Regions from separate parts of the Homo sapiens genome. Here regions 1, 3 and 4 are each linked to region 2. Evidence: read pairs that join two places in POLR2A ChIA-PET (ENCODE). Cell type or tissue: PC-9. All regions are shown on one strand. Each heading gives the region's core, and the rest is flanking DNA. Links, peaks and the distances in the headings are about the cores only.

Evidence for each region. Peaks named below come from ENCODE experiments on the same cell type or tissue, not always from the same donor. Only the 100,000 strongest peaks of a DNase experiment are listed, where the experiment ranks them.
Region 1: POLR2A ChIA-PET joins it to region 2 with 5 read pairs; 3 of 35 experiments call an interaction of 5 or more read pairs at or near these places.
Region 3: POLR2A ChIA-PET joins it to region 2 with 5 read pairs; 2 of 35 experiments call an interaction of 5 or more read pairs at or near these places.
Region 4: POLR2A ChIA-PET joins it to region 2 with 10 read pairs; 1 of 35 experiments calls an interaction of 5 or more read pairs at or near these places.

Annotation. Positions count from the first base shown.
Region 1 is chr15:43,262,715-43,268,332 of GRCh38, reverse strand. It overlaps TGM5 (transglutaminase 5), which reads left to right and starts at 1,405. Exons shown (of 13, transcript NM_201631.4): 1 at 1,405-1,493. The coding sequence starts at 1,484. It also overlaps the pseudogene ATP5PDP1. In PC-9, for the core only: no CTCF peak of the experiment used is centred there; a DNase peak (open chromatin) is centred at 1,282; H3K4me3 peaks cover 1,156 bases; H3K27ac peaks cover 1,453 bases.
Region 2 is chr15:43,120,277-43,125,964 of GRCh38, reverse strand. No RefSeq gene overlaps it. Among named protein-coding and RNA genes, the nearest start is that of TMEM62, 10 kb to the left of the region's middle. In PC-9, for the core only: no CTCF peak of the experiment used is centred there; a DNase peak (open chromatin) is centred at 2,764; H3K4me3 peaks cover 1,074 bases; H3K27ac peaks cover 1,333 bases.
Region 3 is chr15:42,508,574-42,514,261 of GRCh38, reverse strand. SNAP23 (synaptosome associated protein 23) reads right to left here. Exons shown (of 8, transcript NM_003825.4): 2 at 2,359-2,429; 3 at 1,266-1,307; 4 at 815-863. The coding sequence starts at 2,415. Among named protein-coding and RNA genes, the nearest start is that of SNAP23, 16 kb to the right of the region's middle. In PC-9, for the core only: no CTCF peak of the experiment used is centred there; a DNase peak (open chromatin) is centred at 3,151.
Region 4 is chr15:42,043,559-42,049,246 of GRCh38, reverse strand. It overlaps LOC105370793 (a long non-coding RNA gene), which reads right to left. Exons shown (of 3, transcript XR_932177.1): 3 at 4,657-5,300. It also overlaps a transcript of PLA2G4E not described here. Among named protein-coding and RNA genes, the nearest start is that of PLA2G4E, 25 kb to the right of the region's middle. RefSeq lists a silencer at 3,739-3,899. In PC-9, for the core only: no CTCF peak of the experiment used is centred there; a DNase peak (open chromatin) is centred at 2,456; H3K27ac peaks cover 1,260 bases.

The DNA.
Region 1 (5,618 bases), core at 619-5,618, 140 kb before region 2:
GATACCCCAAAACCAAAAGGCCATTGCTAATTATCTGAAATCCTGGAATGAGACCCTCACCTCCAGGCTGGCTACTTTACCTGAGAATCCACCAGCTATTGACTGGACTTACTACAAGGCCAATGTGGCCAAGGCAGGCTTGGTGGATGACTTTGAGAAGAAGTTTAATGTCCTGAAGCTTCCTGTACCAGAGGATAAATATACTGCCCAGGTGGATGCTGAAGAAAAAGAAGATGGGAAAACTTGTGCTGAGTGGGTGTCTCTCTCAAAGGCCAGGTTGGAGAATATGAGAAACAGCTGGAGAAGATGAGGAACTTAATACCATTTGATCAGATGACCATTGACGACTTGAACGAAGCTTTCCCGGAAACCAAATTAGACAAGAAAAAGTATCGCTATTGGTCTCACCAACCAATCAAGAATTTATAAAATTAAGTCCAGGAAGAAGCCCTGGCCCTTATAGTACACATTCTGGACATTAAAAATAAAAATAATTACATAGGTTTTAAAAAAGAGCTGAGTGGGGACAGAGAGAATTGAAAATACAGGAGGGAGGACAATGCTGGTGAAAGAGGTTCCCCAGGGAGAAGGACCCAGAAAGCAGGGGATGTGGGGAGAAGTGCCCCAGAGCACAGAAAGACAGGGTAGGCATGGGGGTCCCACCCACTCCACAGGCAGAGCCCTTCCCCCTCCTGCCCTCTCTCTCCTTCCACCTGCGCTTTTCTCCCTATGAAAGGGCTTGTGCCTTTCTTACTAGGATCAAGGCCCTTGCTCACCGGCATTCCCACCCTCTCACCTATTTCCACACCTCCTCCACAAATCTTCCCAATTTTTCTTCCTCTATTTTATTTGTGATTATTTGCTTTTATTTGTGATTTGTCTTGGACCTGCCAGGTCTCATGCAAGACAATGCCACTGCCAAAGCTAAATACAGTGAAATCATACCGAAGGAGATCCAGACAGAGAGGGTTCTGTTTGCATTTAATGTTCAGGAAGTGACTTTTCAGGATAAAAGAGAGGCCTTGGTTACCTAGCAGGGTTCTCGGCTCAATGAGGTGCTTTAAGCTGTGAGCAGAGTCTTGGGACCCTGATGCTCCTTCCAGCAGCCCCCTGCATCCCTCTGGCGGGCCCATCAGCTCGCTTCTCCCTCCTGACTTCTCCACCACAGCACAGCACCTCCCTGGGAATGCCCTATTGCTCAAGAGCTATCAAAGGCCCACACGGCATAAGGCTGTGACAGTTCATCAGCCTCCACACCTCCTTTCAATTCAGCAACACTGCCAAGAAAAACCTGAGGGCAAGTGAGCAAACCAGTTGTGATCTGCTCGGTAATCAGGTGGCAGTGCAGCAGTCCAGCCCCGCCTTCGGTTCTCCTGGAGGCTTCCAATGGAAGGGGAAGTAGACACTCTGGCACCAGTTTGCTGAAGCTCCAGACCGCCCAGCTGTTCTGTGGGGAGCATCCCAGGAACCGGAGGCAGCTACCATGGCCCAAGGTAGGGAAAGCCCCTGTGGCCACTGGAGTTCAGGGATAAGAAGGACAGAGAGAGACTGTAGGAAGTCAAGGGGTGGAGGGTGGATTCAGAGAAATAAAGAAGTAAATACAGAACTGAGGCAGGAAAAGCAAGAATCCCAGAAACCTCAGTATTCATTGGTGGCTTGAGAACCAGGAGACAGCGTAGAGGCAGACAGGTAAACACAGCACACAGCTGCTTGCTAACATGCCTGCCTCCATAGCCAGGTGGGACAGGGCAGGGCCAGAGATGAGGGGGTCAGGGTTTCTGTCCTTCTCTGCTACTAGCTGACCCTTTGACATTGGACAAGTCACTTCGCCTCTAGTTTCCAACCCCCTTGCCTGAAAAAGGAGGGATTGGACCAGACAATCTTGAAATTGTCTTCCAGCTCTTAAGTTCTCTGAATCTTCATATCTTCTCTTCTTCCTCCATTTCAGAAGGTCTATTACTGATCTTAGCTAATCTTCCCATCACCAACCTTCTCTCTATATCATCCCCCTCACTCTGGAAAGAGTTGCTGTGAAGATTAAATCGTTAGTTGAAATCATTTAGAGGAATAAGCTTTCAACTTCCTCTACAACTGTAACAACCTTACCTTTATTTATTACTTTTTGTGTTTAAATTTTTGTTTTAAAATTTTCATAACTTTTAATTGCACAAGAAATATGGGAATACATAGTTGGAGTAAAATAAATAAATAATTATAGATAAAGCTATAGTCCTCTGCCCGCCATCCCCAATGGCAGCCTCATCTCCAGAGTAAACACTGTTACCTGTCTTTTGTCTGCACATTTACACTCAGACATACATTTACTCAATGTAATACATAGGATTAGCATGTGTGGTCTTTTTTGGTATATCCATGGTATCATCATATTGTATGTATATTTCTACAACTTGATTTTTTTCACTCCACAGTATGTCTGGGAGCTCTGTCCATGCCAGTCAGTACCTATAGATCTACCTCAATATTTCTCATAGTATCAGTGCAAGTAATTTCTAATCCTGTCCCCTATTGATGGGCATTTAGGTTGTTTTCAATTTTCCGGTTACACAAGCAATATTGCAAGGAACATACTTATCCATGCCTCTGTGTGCTCACGTGGGAGTGTCTCTCTAGGATAACTACTAAGATCACTTACTTTAAAAGTTCTTTCTACAGTCTTCTGTTTATTTCCTGATCATCTCACCCCATTCTCCTCTCACCTCAAGGAAAACAAATATGCCCAGTAGTCAATGAACCTCCTATTTGAATAGATGGCACCTGGGCTGAAGAGTCATTCCTGTCTTAGGCAGAGATTAACATGGCCCAGGATGTCTCTAGAGGATGGAATTTTGTCCCAGCGCTTGCTGCCAGGCAGATGCTGCCATGCCTGCTGAGTAGCCTGCGTCATGTGCCCAACCTGAACTGTAGCCAGTTAGTGCTGTCTAATAAATTGGTCTCCAAAGGGGGCAAGCTTCTTTTTCCACTGTTAGGTAAAAGCCAAGTGCTTTCTTAGCTGGCAGTGGGTGTGGACATTTTTTTGATCATGAGTGAAAGCCAACAGTGGGCAACAGCTCTTGGGGGTGATGGGAAGAGCACTGGACTGGGCTCAGGAATCCTGGTTTAACCTTAGACGAGATATTTAACCCACCTGAACCTTGATTTTCTCATCTCCAAGTGTGGATGACATGACATTTTGTCCCTGCAAGGATGCGATGAAGATTAAATGAGATAACTGTCCTAGCGTACCTGGCACAGTGCCTGGCACATAGTAGATAGGCCCTCAATAAGATGTTGATTAAATCTGAAATCTGAAATACGTACAGGGTGATTTTGCAAAAGATAGAGAATTCTATTCAACCTAGCAAATCTGAGTACCTACAATATGCTGATCATTATGCTTAATTTCTTTTATAATAATAAAAAACTAGTTTATGAAACAGATGTGTGTTAAAGTAATCAAAAGCACTCAAAGAGATTTAACATAAAGTGTAATACTTATTAGGGTATTTTGGCACAGTCAATTTGGTTCATATTTGTTTATAACAACTTTTATTGAGATATAATTCATATACCATCAAGTTCAGCTTTATAAAGTCCACAATTCAGTGGTTTTTCATATACTCACAAAATTTTGCGAGTATCGCCACTATCTAGTTTCAGAACATTTCATTACCTCAAAAAGAAATCCCATACACATTGGCAGTCACGTCCCATTCCACCTTTCTTTAGCTCCTAGCAAGCCCTAAATCTACTTTCTGTCTCTATGAATTTGCCTATTCTGGACATTTCATATAAATATAATCATATAATATGTGTCTTTTTATGTCTGACTGTTTTCACTTAGCACAATATTTTCAAGGTTCATCCATATTTAGTATGTTCAGCATTCTTTTTTTTTATAGCTGGATGATATTCCTTTGTATATCATTTTGTTTATCTATTCTTCAGTTGATGGACAATTGTGTTGTTTCTACTTTTTGGCTATTATGAATAATACTGCTACCATTTTTCAGGTATTATGTGAACATGTTTTCATTTATCTTGGGTATATACCTGGGGATCGAATTGTTAGGTCCTATGGTAACTCTTTGTTGAATGTCTTGAGGAACTTCCAGACTGTTTTCCAAAGTGCTGCACCATTTTACAACCCCATGAGCAATGTATGAGGATTCCAATTTCTCTGCATTCCCACTAACACTTGTTATTATAGTCATCCTAGGAGATACGAGATGGTATCTCATTTGTGTTTCCCTAGGACTAATGATGTTGAGCATCTTTTCGTGTATTTATTAGCCTTTTGCGTATCTCCTTTGGAGAAATGTGTATTCAGGTCAGTTGCCCATTTTAAATTTGAGTTGTCTCTTTTATTGTAGAGTTATATGAATTTTTTAAAAAGTATTCTGGATATAAGTCCTTTGCCAGATATAGGATTTACAAACATTTCCTAACATTCTATGGCTTTTCTCTTCACTTTCTTGACGATGTTCTTGAAGACAAAAAGTTATTAATTTTGATGAGGTCCAATTCATTTGGTTTTTCTCTCACTGTTTGTACTTCTGCTGTCATATCTGAGAAGCTGTTGCCTAGTCTAAGATCACAAAGACTTACCTCTATGTTTTCTTCCAGGAGTTTCATAGCTTTAGCTTTTATGTTTAGGTCTTTGATCCATTTTGAGTTAATTTTTAATAAATGGTGTGAGTTATGCATCTAACTTCATTCTTTTGCATGTGGATATCCACTTGTCCCAGCACCACTTTTTGAAAAGAGCATTCTTTCCCCCATTGAATTGTCTTGGCACCTTTGTCAAAGATCAATTGACTGTAAATGGGAGTTTTTTGCTAGACTCTCAGTTCTATTCCACTGATCTATATGTCTATCCTTATGCCACTACCACATTGCCTTGATCAAGAAGTGCCACTCCTCTAATTTTGTATTTACTTTTCAATACTGTTTGGCTAGTATGGATCCCTTGTATTTCCATATGAATTTTAGGATCCACTTATCAATTTCTACAAAATGGCTGTTGGGATTTTGTTAGGGATTGTGTTGAATCTGCAGAAAAACTTGTTATCTTAATGATATTGCCTTCCAATCCATGAACCTGGAATGTCTTTTCATTTATTTAGGTCTTCTTTAATTTCTTTCAGTGATGTTTTGTGATATAGGCTTTGCACTTTTGTTAAATTTACTAAGTCATTCTTTTTGATGCTGTTATAAATGGAATTATTTTCTTAATTTTATTTTCAGGTTACTCCTTGCAAATGTATAAAAATACAATTGGTTTTTGTATATTGATATTGTGTCCTGCAACCTTGCTGAATTCATTTATTAATTATATTTTTTGGCGGGTTCCTTGGGATTTTCTATATACAAGATTATGTCACATGTAAATAGAAACAATTTTACTTCTTTCCAATCTGTATGTCTTTGATTTTTTTTCTTTTTGCCTAATAGCCCTAGCTAGAACCTCTAGTAGAATGTTAAATAGATGTGACAACAGGAGACATTCTTGTCTTGTTCCTTATCTTAGCAAGAAAGCATCCAATCTTTTACTATTAAGTATGGTATTGGCTGTGGGCTTTGGAGGGCAGTGGTGCGATCTTGGCTCACTGCAACCTCCA
Region 2 (5,688 bases), core at 237-5,236:
TATTACATGGTGTATGTGTACCACATTTCCATTATCCTGTCTACAATTGATGGGCATTTAGGTTGATTCCATGTCTTTGCTATTGTGAATAGTGCTGCAGTAAATATTTGCATGCATGTGTTTTTATGGTAGGATGAACTATTTTACTTTAGGTATATACGCTTTTTAAGCTTTTGAGGGAGCACTCCTTTTATTCCTTAACAAAACAGAAATTTGGGAAGAATTTCATCTAGGTAATCAATGCTCTTTACAAGAAACCTGAAACACCTGCAAAAGTAAAAAAATCACAGATCAAGGAATTTCTGACTTATTACAACATGGATCAACCTTAAGGACATTATACTAAGTGAAATAAGCCAGTCACAAAAAGATAAACACTGTGTGATTCCACTTATATAAGGTACCTAGAGTAGTCAAATTCACAGAGACAGAAAGTGGAATGGTGGTTTGCAGAGACTGGGAGGAAGTGGGGATGGGGAGTTAATGTTTAATAGGAACACTGTTTCAGTTTTGCAAGATGAAAAAAGTCTGGAGATGGATAGTAGTGATGGTTTTACAGTATGGATGTACAATCGGCCCTCCATATCCATGGGTTCTGCATCTGTGGATTCAACCAACTGTGGATCAAAAATATTCAGGAAGGCTGGGTGTAATGGCTCGTGCCTGTAATCTGAGCACTTTGGGAGGCTGAGGTGGGCGGATCATTTGAGGTCAGGAATTCAAGGCTAGCCTGGCCAACTTGGTGAAACCCTTAGTCTCTAATAAAAATACAAAAAATTAGCTGGGCCTGGTGGTGCACACCTGTAATCCCAGATATTCAGGAGGCTGAGGCAGAAGAATAACTTGAACCCAGGGGGTGGAGGTTGCAGTGAGACAAGACTGTGCCACTGCACTCCAGGCTGGGTGACAGAGTGAGACTTTGTCTCAAAAAAAAAAAAAAATTCAGGAAAAGGCTAGACTCAGTGGCTCACACCTATAATCCCAGTGTTTTCAGAGGTCTAGGCAGGAGAATCCCTTGAGGTCAGGAATTTAAGACCAGCCTGGGCTGGTCTTAACAAAAAAATTAGCTGGCCATGGTGGTGCACCCCTGTAGTCCCAGCTACTTGAGAGGTTGAGGCAGGAGAATCACTTGAGCCCAGGAGGCGGAGGCTGTAGTGAGCCACCATCATGCCACTGCACTCCAGCCTGGGCAACAGAGCAAGACTGCATCTCAAAATAATAATAAATGTATACACTCTATTTCTCTATTTTTCTCCATTAAATGTTTATTTATTTTATTTATTTTTTTTTTTTTTGAGACAGAGTCTCGCTCTGTCGCCCAGGCTGGAGTGCGGTGGCACGATCTTGGCTCACTACAAGCTCTGCCTCCCGGTTTCATGCCATTCTCCTGCCTCAGCCTCCCGAGTAGCTGGGACTACAGGCGCCTGCCGCTGCACCTGGCTCATTTTTTTTGTATTTTTGGTAGAGACGGGGTTTCACCGTGTTAGCCAGGATGGTCTTGATCTCCTGACCTCGTGATCCGCCCGCCTCAGCCTCCCAAAGTGCTAGGATTACAGGCATGAGCCACCGCGCCCAGCCTGAAGTGTTTTAAAATGTACATTTCTTTGACCTGTTATTTGTACTTAGAATAACTTATCCTAAGGAAAGATGTGTGTGGAGAGATTTACCAATAGGCATGTTTATGAAGGCAAAGTTTATAATAGAAGAAAACCAGAAACAAACTACAGTAAAGGTTCCACAATAAGAGTCATAGAAAATAAAATGGCACATCCATACATGGGTGTAAAGGTGTTTCATGTTTACACCGGTGTTCCAATACTTCAAGATTCAAGTTGCTGCCATTTTAAAGTCATGCTCAAGGGTTCTCAATATCTACATTACCAGCAGTCCAAAGATTAAGCAAAATGAAAAACAGTCTTTAATCTTAAAAGGCCTGTAATCCCAGCTACTTGGGAGGCCAAGGCAAGAGAATCTCTTGAACCCAGGAGGTGGAGGTTGCAGTGAGCTGAGATCACGCCACTGCACTCCAGCCTGGGTGACAAGAGCGAAACTCCATCTCAAAAAAAAAAAAAAAAGGAAGGCAACGTTTCTACACAAGGGATATACCAGTCCCATTCGAGATAATCTGGGAACTCTAGTCAATGAGCAAGATGAATAAAAGGCTAAGAATGATCACCTTTGCAAATGAAAGAGTAACAGGAAGCTGGGATATGATTTTACTAGAAACTGTAAAAATAATTGGCAACTTTTACAAATGGAAACCTCCAATTCCAAATGCTTAATACCATATTTATAATATTTTTACCTTTATATTTATTAAAGTCCTACCTGCACATCATTTACATTTTCTCAATTTTCTGAAGTAGTCTTTAAACACACACACACACACACACACACACACACACACACACACACACACACACAATGTGTTTTCCCATAATCTAGGACAAATTCATTTTATCCAAGAACTTGGGACTTGATCATGATTCTCTTTAGAGGATAGTCAAGTAGTCAAGTCCTGACAGTCTATACTGTGGAGCCAGGAGATGCCTCTCATTAAGCAGGGGAAGACATCGGGGCCAGGAGAGTATGACCTACTCACAGGACCTCGCGAGTTCGTGCCCGTATAAGGACACGCCGCCCTGTTCACCAATTTGCCCTGCCTCCTCCTGGGCGAGCGCTTCTTAGCAAAAGCCCCAGAGCGTCGGTGACGTTCCCGGAGCCGGGCGGGGTATTCGAGAGGGGACCCACCCCTTCCCGCTGGCGACGCCCCCGGTCGGGGTTGGCGCGGTTTCCATGGGGACTCACTCTGCGTTAAGGTTTCTCTCCCGTCATTCCTGTCAGCCCATGATATGATGATACCTCCTAAACACTGAGTGTGAGGAGCCGATGCTGGTGAGCTGGAACTGGGTCCCAGGGAGGCGGCCAGGAAAACGAGAGGCAGAATACCACATTAAAGGAGCGCAAGTCAAATACCCGGGCGCCAAAAACTGGAAGGATTTACGTTTGGACTTCAATGCTTAGGGAAGTGGGTGGGAGGTGAGTAGGGCAGAGAGGGCAGAGCCAGGAACAGGGAGAAAACCACGGAACTAGGTGGGACTCAGTAGAAGCTGAACTGGTAAACCACGGAACTGGGTGGGACTCGGTAGAAGCTGAACTGAACTTCAATATTCAGGGATGAATCAGGCGCTCTGGATAAGTGGCAACCCTCTTTACTCAACCCAGGCACTGGAGGTATGTGAAGAGAGGTCTGGGCTCTCCTGTCAGGAGCACTGTCAGGGAGACAAGGCCATGCCGTGTGGGGGAACTAGTGGCTCTATTTCTCAATACTTTTGTTTTACTCAAACTATCCATACATTCAGTTTAAGGGGGCAAGTATTTCAACACATTTGCCGCTAAAAAGAAACCCATGTTGTTTACTACCAAGAAACGGTCTCAAGTGTTCCCCATTTACACCTTCCAGAGTAGTCTTTTTAATGCTGGAGCTCACTCTTGTTTTTGACCTCCTTATCTCTCTTGACCTGCCAATAGTGATGCTGTGGGCTTTCAGGATCAAATGATATCTACCGATTCCCACTAAGGAAGAGGTGAGACTAGCCCTCTCACAACGATCACAAGAAATGCTGCAAGGACCACTTTCATTCGTACTCCCAGACCCCATCGTTCCAAAACAATTTGTATCAGTTTTGGTTAGGTCAATATTCAGAGTTGACCTTAGTGTGACTGTAGAGTTTCTATTCAGAGTAGAGCTGAATTCTACCCTGAGTTCTCATTGTATAGCTAAATGATGATCATATTACAGGAAAAGGGGTAAGTAAACTTTTTCTGTAAATGGCCAGATAGTACGTGAGCCTTGTTACAAGTACTCAGCTCTGCTGTTGCACTGGGAGAGCAGCCATAGTAGTAGTATCTCAATAAAACTTTATGGACACTGAAATCCAAATTTTGAATAACTTTCTTGTGTCACAAAATGTTACTATTCTTTTGATTTTTTTCAACCATTAAAAAATGTAAAAACTATCCTTAGCTCAGGGAAGTAAAAAAAACGACCATAGTTGGACTAATCACAGTTTGTCAACATCTGGCATAAACTATTAGCAGGTTGTTGCCTAAAATCTCTTTATCTCATCAAATTACTGTGAAGAGTTGTAGGCAAATAGGTATATTTTATTATGTAGAGGTGATTATATTCAAAGATAAGTTATTTTGAACTTAAAATCTAGTATTTTAAGACCAAACTATTCAAACACAGCTAGAATTCACTAAGGAAAAGTTACAGTGAACATTGAAGAAAAAAATTAACACTTTAGTTTTTTTTGTTTGTTTAACACTACTCTTAATAGTTACTGAAAATTTTGGTATAACCAACCAACACACACACAAACACACACACATATGACCCCCTCACACCACCCCGATTTATGTTAATAAGACATGGCAGGGGGAGGGATAGCATTAGGAGAAATAACTAATGTAAATGATGAGTTCATGTGTGCAGCAAACCAACATGGCACATGTATACCTGTGTAACAAACCTGCACGTTGTGCACGGGTACCTAGAACTTAAAGTAAAATAAAAAAAAATTTTAAAAGACATGGCATAAGAGGATCACTTGAGCACAGGAGGTCTTGCTCAATCACCCAGGCTGGATTGCAGTGGCTCGAACATGGCTCACTGCAGCCTGGACCTCCTGGGCTCAAGCAATCCTCCCACCTCAGCCCCCTACATAGCTGGGACTACAGACACACACCATCACACCTAATTTTTTTTTTTTTTTTGGTAGAGAAAGGGTTTCACTATGTTGCCCAGGCTGGTGTTGAACTCCAGGGCTCAAGCGATCCGCCAGCCTCAGCTTCTCAAACTGTTGGGATTATAGGTGTGAGCCACCCCACTGGGACCAAAGAGACTTTCACACAAATTGTTGCTATGGTCTGAATGTTTTATGTTCCCCAAAATTCATATGTTGACACCCTAACCCCTATGGTAGATGGTATTAGGAGGTGAGCCTTTGGGAGGTGATTAGGTTCGTGAGGGTAAAGCCCTCATGAATGGGATTCATACCCTTATAAAACAGGCTCCAGAGAGGTGTCTTGCCCTTTCTACCATGTTGGAACACAGCTAGAAGGCGCCGTCCATAAGCCAGAAAGAAGACCCTCACCAGACACTGAATATCCCTTGATCTTGGATTTCCCAGCATTCAGAACAGTGATAAATAAATTTCTGTTGGTTATATGATACTCAATTTATGTTACTCTGTGATAGCAGCCTGAACAGACAAAGACAGTTGGTTCCTTGGGAAACGGGATGCCTAGGAAAAGATTATATAGTTGAACCTTGAACAACAGGTTTGAACTGCATGGGTCCACTTATATGCAGATTTTTTTCAACCAAATGAAGATCAAAAATACAATATTCAGGCCAGGCGTGGTGGCTCACACCTGTAATCCAGCACTTTGGGAGGCCGAGGCAGGCGGATCACCTGAGGTCAGGAGTTTGAGACCAGCCTGGCCAACATGGTAAAACCCCGTCTCTACTAAAAATACAAAAAGTAGGCAGGTGTGGTCGCACATGTGTGTAATCCCAGCTGCTCAGGAGGCTGAGGCAGGAGAATCGCTTGAACCTGGGAGGCAGAGGTTGCAGTGAGCCGAGATTGGGCCACTGCACTCCAGCCCAGGCGACAGAGCCAG
Region 3 (5,688 bases), core at 487-5,486, 610 kb after region 2:
GGCTGAGCCAGGAGAATCACTTGAACGTGGGAGGTAGAGGATCCTGGAGTAAGCCACGATTGCACCACTGCACTCGAGCCTGGGTGACAGAGTAAGACTCCGACTCAAAAAATAAAAATTAAAAAAACAAAACAAAACAAAACAAAAGGCCCGGCACGGTGGCTCACACCTGTAATCCCAGCACTTTGGGAGGTCAAGGCGGGTGGATCACCTGAGGTTAGGAGTTCGAGACCAGCCTGGCCAACATGGTAAAACCCCGTCTCTACTAAAAATACAAAAACTTAGCCGGGTGTGGTGGTGGGCACCAGTAATCTCAGCTACTCAGGAAGCTGAGGCAGGAGAATCACTTGAACCCAGGAGGAGGAGGTTGCAGTGAGCCAAGATCACGCCATTGCACTCCAGCCTGGGCAAGAAGAGCGAAACTTCATCCCCCACCCCCAAAACTAGACAAAAATAGCGAAACTCCGTCCCCCACCCCAAAAAAAAAGAAAAACATAGTTGGGTGTGGTGGCAGGTGCCTGTAATCCCAGCTATGTTACTATCATAATGTCTAAGGCACATATAACCAATACACAAAATAAGCCATGCTGGCCTAACACATACTTGGTATATACAATTGGGCATTGTTGCCTGCCATCCCAAATAGACAGTGAACATGATATATAATTCAAATCAGAAGACAAGAAGTAAACATAACATTCTTATTTTACAAAGGGAAGGCTCTCCCAAAGGCTGAAATTTGTATGTGGCTAATTTGATAGGGCTTTTTGGCATCACAGTCAAATTAAGAATTTCTGCTAATAATTTAACTTACCCTTTTGTTCATCCAGCATAGTGATGGTCTTGATTCCTGCATCCTGAGACTAAGACAAGGGGGGAAAAGCTGATAGTACAACAAAACAAACCAAAAACAACAGAAACAAAACCTACAAGAGCAACACAGAATAATTTAGAAACCCAAGCTCTCAGAGGATTAGAGCTACAGACAGAACTAGTATTCTTAAACTAACACACTTTAACATAGCAGCCCCCAAAATAATTAAGTCACAAACTCATAGTGAATTCATCTTCCCTGTCATATTCCAATACTGTTAAAGGGAAAAACAGAAAATTCCCATTAGTGCATGGTTTGACATTTCAGCAACTGTTAATTTCAAATAATAAAGCATATTGATACATTACCCTTTAATACTAATTCCAGCCAGAAGTATTAGGATCGCTCCTATAAATTTCTATACTTAAGTTGATGACTAACATTTTCTTACCTCAATGGCTAAACCCAGGATTCTCCTCGTACTTTCCAGAGACTAGGAAAGAACACAGAATTTTAGCATTCCAAAATATGTAGAAAAAAAAATCTGATCACAGGCCAAATTCATGATGCTATTCTATCTTTAAAAATTGCCAGCTCAGGCCGGGCACAGTGGCTCATGCCTATAATCCCAGCACTTTGGGAGGCCGAGGCAGGAGGATTTCTTGAGTACCGGAGCTCAAGACCAGCCCAGACAACATAGTGAGACTGTTTCCATTAAAGGAAAAAACAAAAAGAATTGCCAGCCTATCCTTCCCTTTAAAACAAAACAATGGCCGGGTGTGGTGGTTCAAGCCTATAATCCCAGCACTTTGGGAGGCTGAGGTGGGCGGATCACGAGGTCAGAAGTTTGAGACCAGCCTGCCCAACAAGGTGAAACCCCATCTCTACTAAAAATACAAAAATTAGCTGGGCGTGGTGGCACACACCTATAATCCCAGCTACTCAGGAGGCTGAGGCAGGAGAATCGCTTGAACACAGGAGGCAGAGGTTGCAATAAGCCGAGATCGCATCACTATACTCCAGCCTGGGCAATAGAGTGAGACTCCGTCTCAAAAAAAAAAAAAAAAAAAAAAGTAAGTTGATCACTACATTTTTAGTTATTTTCAGGCGCTCCTTAAGAGAAAATGTGTAAGGACTTCCAGTGTGATGTTGAAAGAAAAAGTTTTTTTAAAAAAGAGAATATTTGGATGGTGAAGTTCATGGGAATAAAAATTTAATGTAGGTAGAAATCTAAGTAAATTACAGATATTAGGAAATTGTTAAATAGAAGTCTAGCATTTCTCAAATACATAGTAGAGTATCTTTGTTACACTTAAGTAATATTAATAATTACCTAAAAAATAAAAATCATACAAATTGTTTTCACTTTAGTTTTCTGGTGAGTTAAAAAGAAAATAAAAACCAGCAATGGCACTAAGGAGCAAATGTGTTCTTTGATATTAATGGACTAGGAAGAGGCCAAAATGTCCCTAAGAAGGCTCTCTCACTCCTCCAATATGAAAACTGAAATAGAATTATTTACTTATTTTAGGTAAAACATTTACCTCATCAGTAATCTGGTGAGCTCTCTGTTGAATTTCTTCTGATGACAGATTATCCATGATGAATCAAAACTCTATTAGGCACAGAAATGGAAATGTGGATATTGTATAAGAATAAGGATATATAAAAGTTTGTGTGAGCAAAAAGTGTAGATTTATGGAATTTAGGAACTTATCAGGAAAACAGGATAAAAGAACCTCTTTCTATATCTATTAGTCTACCACAAGTAAAGAAATCAAGACCGAGAGAGGCTAAATGAATGTTTAATAAGAGTGCCAAGGGTGAACCTAAAATACAGGTTTTAGGACTTCTAGGGAAGTACTCTTTCCAACAGGAAAGTGGATCCTCTACTTAGAGAAGCAAGGCATTACTGGAAGACAAGCATTAAAAGACTATTAAAGTGAATTTTTGGTTGTTCAATGTTCTTCATGTGTTGTCTGAACATGGAAAAGCAGTAGGTGAAGAAAAGTCCAATTTAGTAAAGTAACAAAATTTGAAGTTATGTGCCTGAAGAACACAGGAAACATTTCTAAATATGCCAGTTGTCCAGGACACTCACTGGAGAAAATACTTTCACTCTTAACAAGAAAAGGGAAATGCTGGTACAAACAGCTCGGAAAAGACTAAGGTTTTTATTATGCATTAGACTCTTCCCCTCCAGTGGCTTATATTGTTTTGTTGTTTTACTGGAGTCCCTAAGAAACCAAACAATTATTCTCCTATACACAGTAACTCAGAAGGAGATCTCATAGACATCCAAGCTAAAAAATAAAACATTTCGTAGGTGTTACTCAGCACGGCTGTTATCTAATTCCTCTTTGAGAAGTCATGTGGAGTAATAACAAGCATTGTGCAACGGATCTAGGTTCTTTGTTACATTTGCTAGCTTTGTATGAATTTTCTCAAAACTCATTTATCAAAACTCACGGTCAATGACACAGATAAACTCTGGTTCTTATTACAGATTTGACCCCAGGAATCTGGCAATGTCTGGAGTTGCTTGATTGTCACAACTTGGGCCAGGTGATGGGGCTGGTTAATGGCATCTAGTAGGTAGAGGCAGGGAAACTGCTTAACATCCTACAACACTCTTCAGGAAAGCCCTCCAGCAAAGAATAATCTGACCCAAAATGTCAATTTGAGGTGAGAAACCTTGCCATGGATATACTCTTTGATAAGCAGAAAACTTAATTCCCCAAGAATGTACTGGACTGAATTCTTGGAAGGCAGAGATTTTATCTTTGTATCTCTAACACCTAATAGGATCTGATGGTAGATACTCCAAAAATAGCTGAATGAACAAATAAGTAGAAAAACAGGGTGTACTCTCAAAGTATTTACATGGCTCTTAGAAACAAAGCTGCATGTAACAGTAGCACAAAGCTCGCAAAGAATCACTAGAGCCACAAACCAAAAACTGCTATTGCAAGTGTATGATATGATCACATATAAATCTTTTCAGTCATTTTTGGCTGGGTGTGGTAGCTCATGACTGGAATCCTAGCACTTTGGGAGGCTGAGGTGAGTGGATGGCTTGAGCTCAGGAGTTGGAGTTCAGCCTGGGCAACATGGCAAAACCCCATCTCTACCAAATATACAAAAATTAGCCAGGCATGGTGGCGCACACCTGTAGTCCCAGCTACCGGGGAGGTTGGGGTGGGCGGATTGCTTGAGTCCAGGAGGTTGAGGCTGAAGTAAGTCAAGATCATGGCACTGCACTCCAGCCTGGGTGACAGAGCAAGACCCTATCTCAAAAAACAAACAAACAAAAAAATTTAAATCTTTTCAGTTGTTTTTAATTGAACCACTACTATCATGTTATTTTTTTTATTTTTTTGAGATGGAGTCTCACTCTGTTGCCCAGGCTGGAGTGCAGTGGTGTAACCCTGACTCACTGCACCTTCTGCCTCCTGGGTTCAAGCAATTCTCCTGCCTCAGCCTCCCAAGGAGCTGGGATTACAGGCATGCACCACCACGCCCCACTAATTTCTGTATTTTTAGTAGAGATGGGGTTTCACCATGTTGGCCAGGCTGATCTCGAACTCCAGACCTCAGGTGATCTATCCACCTCAGCCTCCCAAAGTGCCCAGATTGCAGGCCTGAGCCACCGTGCCTGGCCTTGTTTATAATTCTACTGTCATAGCTGTTTTATGGTTTAAGATTTTGAGGGCCAGGCGCAGTGGCTCACGCCTGTAATCCCAATACTTTGGGAGGCCGAGGCGGATGGATCACGGGGTTAGGAGATCGAGGCCAGCTTGATCGACATGGTGAAACCCCGTTTCTACTAAAAATACAAAAATTAGCCGGGAGTGGTGGTGAGCGCCTGTAATCCCAGCTACTCGGGAGGCTGAGGCAGGAGAATTGCTTGAACCTGGGAGGCAGAGGTTGCAGTGAGCCAAGACTGTGCCACTGCACTCCAGCCTGGGTGACAGAGCGAGACTCCATCTCAAAAAAAAAAAAAAAAAGATTTTGAGCCTTGATTAAAGCCATTAGTGCTCATGAAAAAAAGCATTTTAAGTTCCAAATTTAAGTTTCTATCTTGCTTGCCATAGACTGTGCTTCAGGCAAAAAGTTTCCACACTAAGATATAATCAAGATATAAAGATATCATTCATTAGATACAAGCATAAAAGGAACCAGGTATTTTATTAATTTGCTAATTGTTTGAGTCTTAAGCTTTATCATACATACACATGTCCATGCTACTGTTCCTCTTTTGTCACTCTTTCCTATTTGCAACTACAAAAAGTAAATGGAGATTATTTTTTGTACCCTCTCACCTCCACACTTTTGCACACCTTTCCTTTCTATAATACCCCACATCTGCCCAGGTAGCCTCATGCTTTTCCATCACTTCCTAAAGCCCCAACCGAGATACCTCTCCAAAGCCTGCCCTCCCCAGGCAGTAATGCTCTGAAGTTATCTATTCCTGTCATGTGTAACTCCTCAATGCCCGACAGAGAAGAAAATATGAAAAATAATATACACTAATCCATTAGTGCCTGGAAAAGGCACCCTTAGTGAGGTTTTCAGATATAGTATCCTGTGGGTCGGGAGACATTCTGGGGTAAGGAAGCCCAAATATCACAAATTATGTAATTTTGTAATTCTATTCCTAGAGGTGATTATTGCCAATTACAAGTCAGTCTTTGCTAGCTTCCTAGGAAAAAAAAAGCAAAACTCCAGAGTTAGGAGTGAATGCACTCCTGACCTCTGTGCTGCCTTCTTTAAAAGAAAAAAGAAAGCAGATATAACTGGGAGATGGATAACGTGAGGAATCACCCCTGACATCGCAATGAGGTCATTCTGAAGGACACATCCTTTCCATGTGA
Region 4 (5,688 bases), core at 232-5,231, 1.1 Mb after region 2:
ACTTCCCAGAGTCACATGTGAAGAGGGGTCAAGAGCCCCGCCCCAGGGTTTCCCTTGATGTCTCTGCCCCACACTATCCCACCATTCCCACAAGAGCTCATCTTCTGCAGTCTCCCTGTCTCCGGTGAGCAGGTGCTTCTCCCCTTCCTCTTCCTGACTCTGCCTCCGTTCTAGAAGTCTCTGTGTCTCATCGGCTAGGCCTGCTGTTGATACGCTGGAGGGGGATGGGAACTGGGGCGAGCTGTCTCCCCTGCTGTCTTGCTAACGAGGTTAATGGCCTGCCCTTGCCTGCCCTGGCATCTTCAGCCTCCTGACTCACACCTAGAAGTGGCAGCTGAAAGGTTTTGGGAGCAACGAAAACATAATGGCTTAATATTTGTGAAATTATTGGCCTCATTCAAGTGGTGAAGAGCACGGGCTCTGGAGTTATACCAGCTTCAATCCCTTGCTCTGTCATTTGCCAGCCCTGTAACCTCAGACAAGCTCCTTAGCCTCTTTGAACTTCAGTTTCTCCCTCTATGGGGAAAATGATGTGCGGAGTAAACAACATGTTTAGCACAGTGCCTGCGGCATATGAAGTTGGAGCAATGCGGCTCGCTGTCATTGTTATCACTATGACTTTACCGTGATTTCTCCCCTCCGCCCCGTCATCCCCATGCCTGTCACAGTGCACATATGAGGCTGTACCCATGGCCCCCTGGTCTTTCTCCAGCTGCTTGAGGGGGAGCAGAAAGGCCCACATGACTGGGACACAGACGACCACAAAAAGACATTGTATTTAATTTTAATATTTTAATTTTGATATGTGTAAAGTAATTTCTAAAAATGTTTGGAAAACATAAAGGGCCAATCCACTATAATCCCATTAACCCAATACGATAACTACAGTCATGTGTTGCTTAACAACAGGGACATGTTCTGAGAAATGCATCATTAGGCAATTTCATCATTTTGCAAACATCACAGAGTGTGTGCACACAAACCTAGGTAGCATAGCTCACTACACACCTAGGTTATATGGTGTAGCCTTTTGCTCCTAGGCTGCAAACCTGTACAGCCTGTTACTGTACTGAACACTGTAGGCAATTGTAACACAGTAAGTATTTGCATACCTAAATGTATCTAAATATAGAGAGGCTACAGTAAAAAAAGTATATTCTGATCTTACAGGACCACCATCATATATGTGGTCCATTGTTAACCAAACCGTCATTATGCAGAGCATAACAATATGGCATAATATTTATACCATATCTATGCCCGGGAGGGGGGTTAGCCTAAAATTATAGTCATTAATATTTTCTATCTTGCTACCTAAACTTCGTATCATTTTAGTGGCTAAATAATATTCTATTGTGCATATGTATGCAACAAAATTTATTAGGATTTTTGTGATGAAATGTCAGTTTTTATAGGTGTTTTATTTTTGCAAATTTCCATGGAATTTCTCAGAGACTGGCCAATTGGTCATTCCCTGAGACCTTTGTGAAATATCTGAACATGATAAAAAGAGTCACCACCAGCTCTGCAAGAGGGTGTGTATATATGTATGAATGGGGGACATGTAGGCTTGGGGAATGTGTGCACACTGGGTAACAGTGGAATCTTCGATTACTTACGTGGCAGATTTGGGGGAACTGCAAGGACCCACCGCTATGGTCTGAATATGCCCCCCAAAGGTCATGTGTTGGAAACTTAATCCCTAACGCAACACTGTTGAGAGGTGGGACATTTGGGAGGGGATTCGGTCATGAGGCTGCTGCCCTCATGGATGAATTCATGTCGTTTTCATGGGAGTCACTGAGAGTGGGATTGTTATAAAAGTGAGTTCTGCACCCTGTTGCTCTCTCTTGTGCTCTCTTGCCCTTCTGCCCTCCACCATGGAATGACACAGCAAGAAGGCCCTTGCCAGATGTGGACCCCTTGACCTTAGACTTCCCAGCCTCTGGAGCTATAAGAAATAATCTCTGTTCTTGGTCAGGTGCTGTGGGTCACACCCATTATCCCAGCATTTTGAGAGGCCAAGACAGGATCATCACTTGAGGTCAGGAGTTCAGCCTGGTCAACATAGTGACACCCCACCTCTACCTGCCAAAAACATATTTTAAAGAAATAGATTTCTGTTCTTTATAAATTACCCAGTCTCAGATATTCTGTTATAGTAGCATAAAATGGACTGAGACACTCACCAGTCTTCAAATAGCTCCTCATCTGCCCTCCATTTTGGTCCTTGAAGGATTCCCTCCAGGACCACCCCTATGGATCAGGCCTTCCTCTTTTCTGGGGCCAGTTGGAGGCTCCCATTACTGAGTAGCATATTGTCATCCAGTAACCCTAAAGCAAATATCAGCTTATCAGATTACCTTTGAATCACCGCATCTCCTGCCCTGTGGAGGAGTTACCATCTCCTGCCCTGTGTTCTTAGATAACTTCTCATGTGGCTTGTCACACTCCCTCAAGAAGACCTGGGACCACATCCAAAGCATTTTTTCATTCATTGAACAAATATTTACTGAGCTCCCACTATGCACCTAGTATTGTTCTAGGAGTGGGAGAGAGAGCACTGAGCAGGTCAGACAAGATCCAGCTCTCACGAAACTTACATTTCAATGTGGGAGACAGTAAATAAATATCTGACTATTTCTGATATTGGTGCTATTAGGACAAAATGTGACAGCGAGTGACAGGCAGCAGGGAGGGGACATCAGAAGAGGGTGACATTTGAACTAAGATCCGAATGATGAGAAGATTGATGGCAAGTATTCCAGAAAGAGCACATTCTAAGTGCAAAGGCCCTGAGGTGGACACAAGGTTGACCTTTTGTAGAAACAGGGAGAAAACCAGGGTGACTGGAGAGCAGAGAGCAGGGAAAGCAAGGAAGAAAGCATTGGGAGGTGAAGTCCGGGCCTTATGGACCGGATGCTGCGGAAAGCAGCTTTGATTTTGTTCCAAAAGACAGGGGGAGCCCATGGAGGGCTTTAACCTGAGGACTGACTTGATCTGTTTTATGTTTTACCTGCATCACTTTGTCTGTTTTGTGGAGCATGGATTTCCTGGGGGCCAGAGGGGAAGTGCGGGCCAAGTGAGAAGGCATTTGCTGTGGTCCAGAGAGAAATGGAGGTGGCTTGGTTAGGGGTGGTAGCATTGGACAGTAGGAGTGGATGGATTCTGGGTTTCCTGGAGGTCGAATTTACAGGACTTGGGACACACTGGATATGGAAGGAGGAATCACAGATGCCTAGTGAGTTTTTGCCTTAGTAACTGAGAGATGCCCCTTACTCAGCTAGGATAGAATTGGTTGGGGTGGAGCGGTCTGGGTGCCTCTGTCTTTGGCATTTTAAACTTGAGATTCACATCTAAGCAGAGATGTCAGGTGGGCCGTTGAAAATACAAGTCTGGAACTCAGGAGACAAGTTGAGGAGGAAATCTGTTTGAAATCATAAAGCAGAATGTAGAAGGTTTTTAAGCCATGGAGCTGGATGACATCTCTAAAGGATAAAGAGACAGAAGCGAAGGGGAAGAAGTCTGTGCTCTCCCGTTTTCCACCTTTCAGATGCCCGGCAAGGATGAAGAGCCATCAGAGTAGATGCAAAGCAGCAGGCAGTGAGGCTGGAAGCAACCCATGAGAAAGTGGTGTCCTGGGAGCCAAGAGACTTTTTCCATAAACATCCCGTTATCTTTCTGAGCACAGAGCAGGTGGTCAGTAAATACTCTCAGAAAGCACAAGCTCTGCAGCTGCTTGTTCATGCCTTTTCATCCCCCGGCACTGCCGTGGAGTGCCGGTGCTGCCTGGGTGGCTGGCTGCTGGCCTGGGAACCTAACAGCTCCCTACTATCTCTTGCATCTCATGAGAGGCAGAGGCCTCCGCCCACTCCAGGGGCCCCACCCCACCCCATCCTCCCGGTTTCACACTCTTGGCCCCCAGCTCATGCCCTTCCCTCTCAGCAGGGCTTGCCCTACTCTGTGCCACCCACGTGGAGTGAGGCAAGCTCATTCCTACTTCTTTCCCCAGTTCTGCTACCTCCCATCGTAGAGGGTCTCCCTTCCCCAGCTGCCACCTTTCCAAACCTTGCCCCTAACTCAAGGCTCAGCCCCCTGAGACTCCCCACCGGCCTCCACGTGGGATCTTGACAGCCTCCCCTTCAAGACCAGCCCTGTGTACCTTCACCTGCTGGGTCACTGGAGCCCACTGGATGCCCTCATATCTAATCTATCCTGCCGGGTCACTGAAGCCCACTGGATGCCCTCATATCTAATCTATCACCATGCCGTGTAGGTTCTGCTCAGAAATACCTCTCGAGTCCACCACTGCTTCCATCTCTGCCCCCTACCCGGGCCCAAGTGACCATTTGCTTCCCATCTGAGCCACTACAACACATCTTCCTGTCCCTGTCCTGCCCAATTCTGTCCCCACCCAGCAGCCAGATGATCTCATTCACATCACTTCCTTTCTTTTTTTTTTATTATACTTTAAGTTTTAGGGTACATGTGCACAACATGCAGGTTTGTTACATATGTATACACGTGCCACGTTGGTGTGCTGCACTCATTAACTCATCATTTAGCATTAGGTATATCTCCTAATGCTATCCCTCCCCCCTCCCCCCATCCCACAACAGGCCCCAGTGTGTGATGTTCCCCACCCTGTGTCCAAGTGTTCTCATTGTTCAGTTCTCACCTGTGAGTGAGAACATGCGGTGTTTGGTTTTTTGTCCTTGCTTAATACCCTTCGGTGGCATCCAGTTTCTTAAGATAAAATCCCAAATCTTGACCATGGCTTCCAAGGCCTCTCTGACCTCATCACTCCTTCCTCACCGTGCCCCAGACACAGGTGCTCAGTTTCTGAACACGCCAGCCTTTTCCACTCCTCAACGCCTTGCACTGCTGTACCTTCAGCCTGGGGGACTCTCCCCACAGCCCGCATGTAGCTAACCCCGATTTTCCTACAGGTTTCAGCTTCAAGGCTGCTTCCTCTGGGAGGTCATCCCTGACGTCTCCCCAAATCAGAATCCGTTCCCGTCTTTCGTAGCACCCTGTTACTTTCCTTCCTGATTCTTATCGCAGTTGATGGTTAGAAATTATTTTCTTTCAAAGCTACTTCACTAGAAGCTTCCCAAGAGCAGGCACCATGTTGATTTTGATACTCGGAACCTGTAGCACAGTGCCTAGCATTTAGGAGGTGCTCAAATGTCTCTGTCATCAGTGAACAAAGCTTTCACTGACTTCTCCAGCCCATGCCAACCTTGAGGTTCTTTGCGGTCCAAGTACACTTACGGTTAGTTCTTTCCAATTTATTTGTCCTGTAGCAAAAAGAATAACAGTAACCATGACAATTTATTAAGGTTTATGACATGCCAGATTCTGTGTGCCAGATGTATATGTACGGTGTTTATGTATATATAATATATAATCTTTACAACAATCCTGTGAAATCAGTACTATTAACTCCATTTTACAGATGAGGAAAGTGAACAGTGAGTTTCAGAGAGATAAAGTAATTGCTGACTGCTGCCCCAGTAAGTGCCAGAGCCAAGATACGCACTCGGGTCTCTCTAACTCTAGATCTCCTGCTCTTTCCTCTACATTTGTCTTATGGGTCTTGCCTGTGAACTTCTGTTGTTGTTGTAAGCTTTTTGTCACTGGCCTCTTTGGTTTGTGGTTGTTTTTTTTTTTTTTTTTTTTGTATCC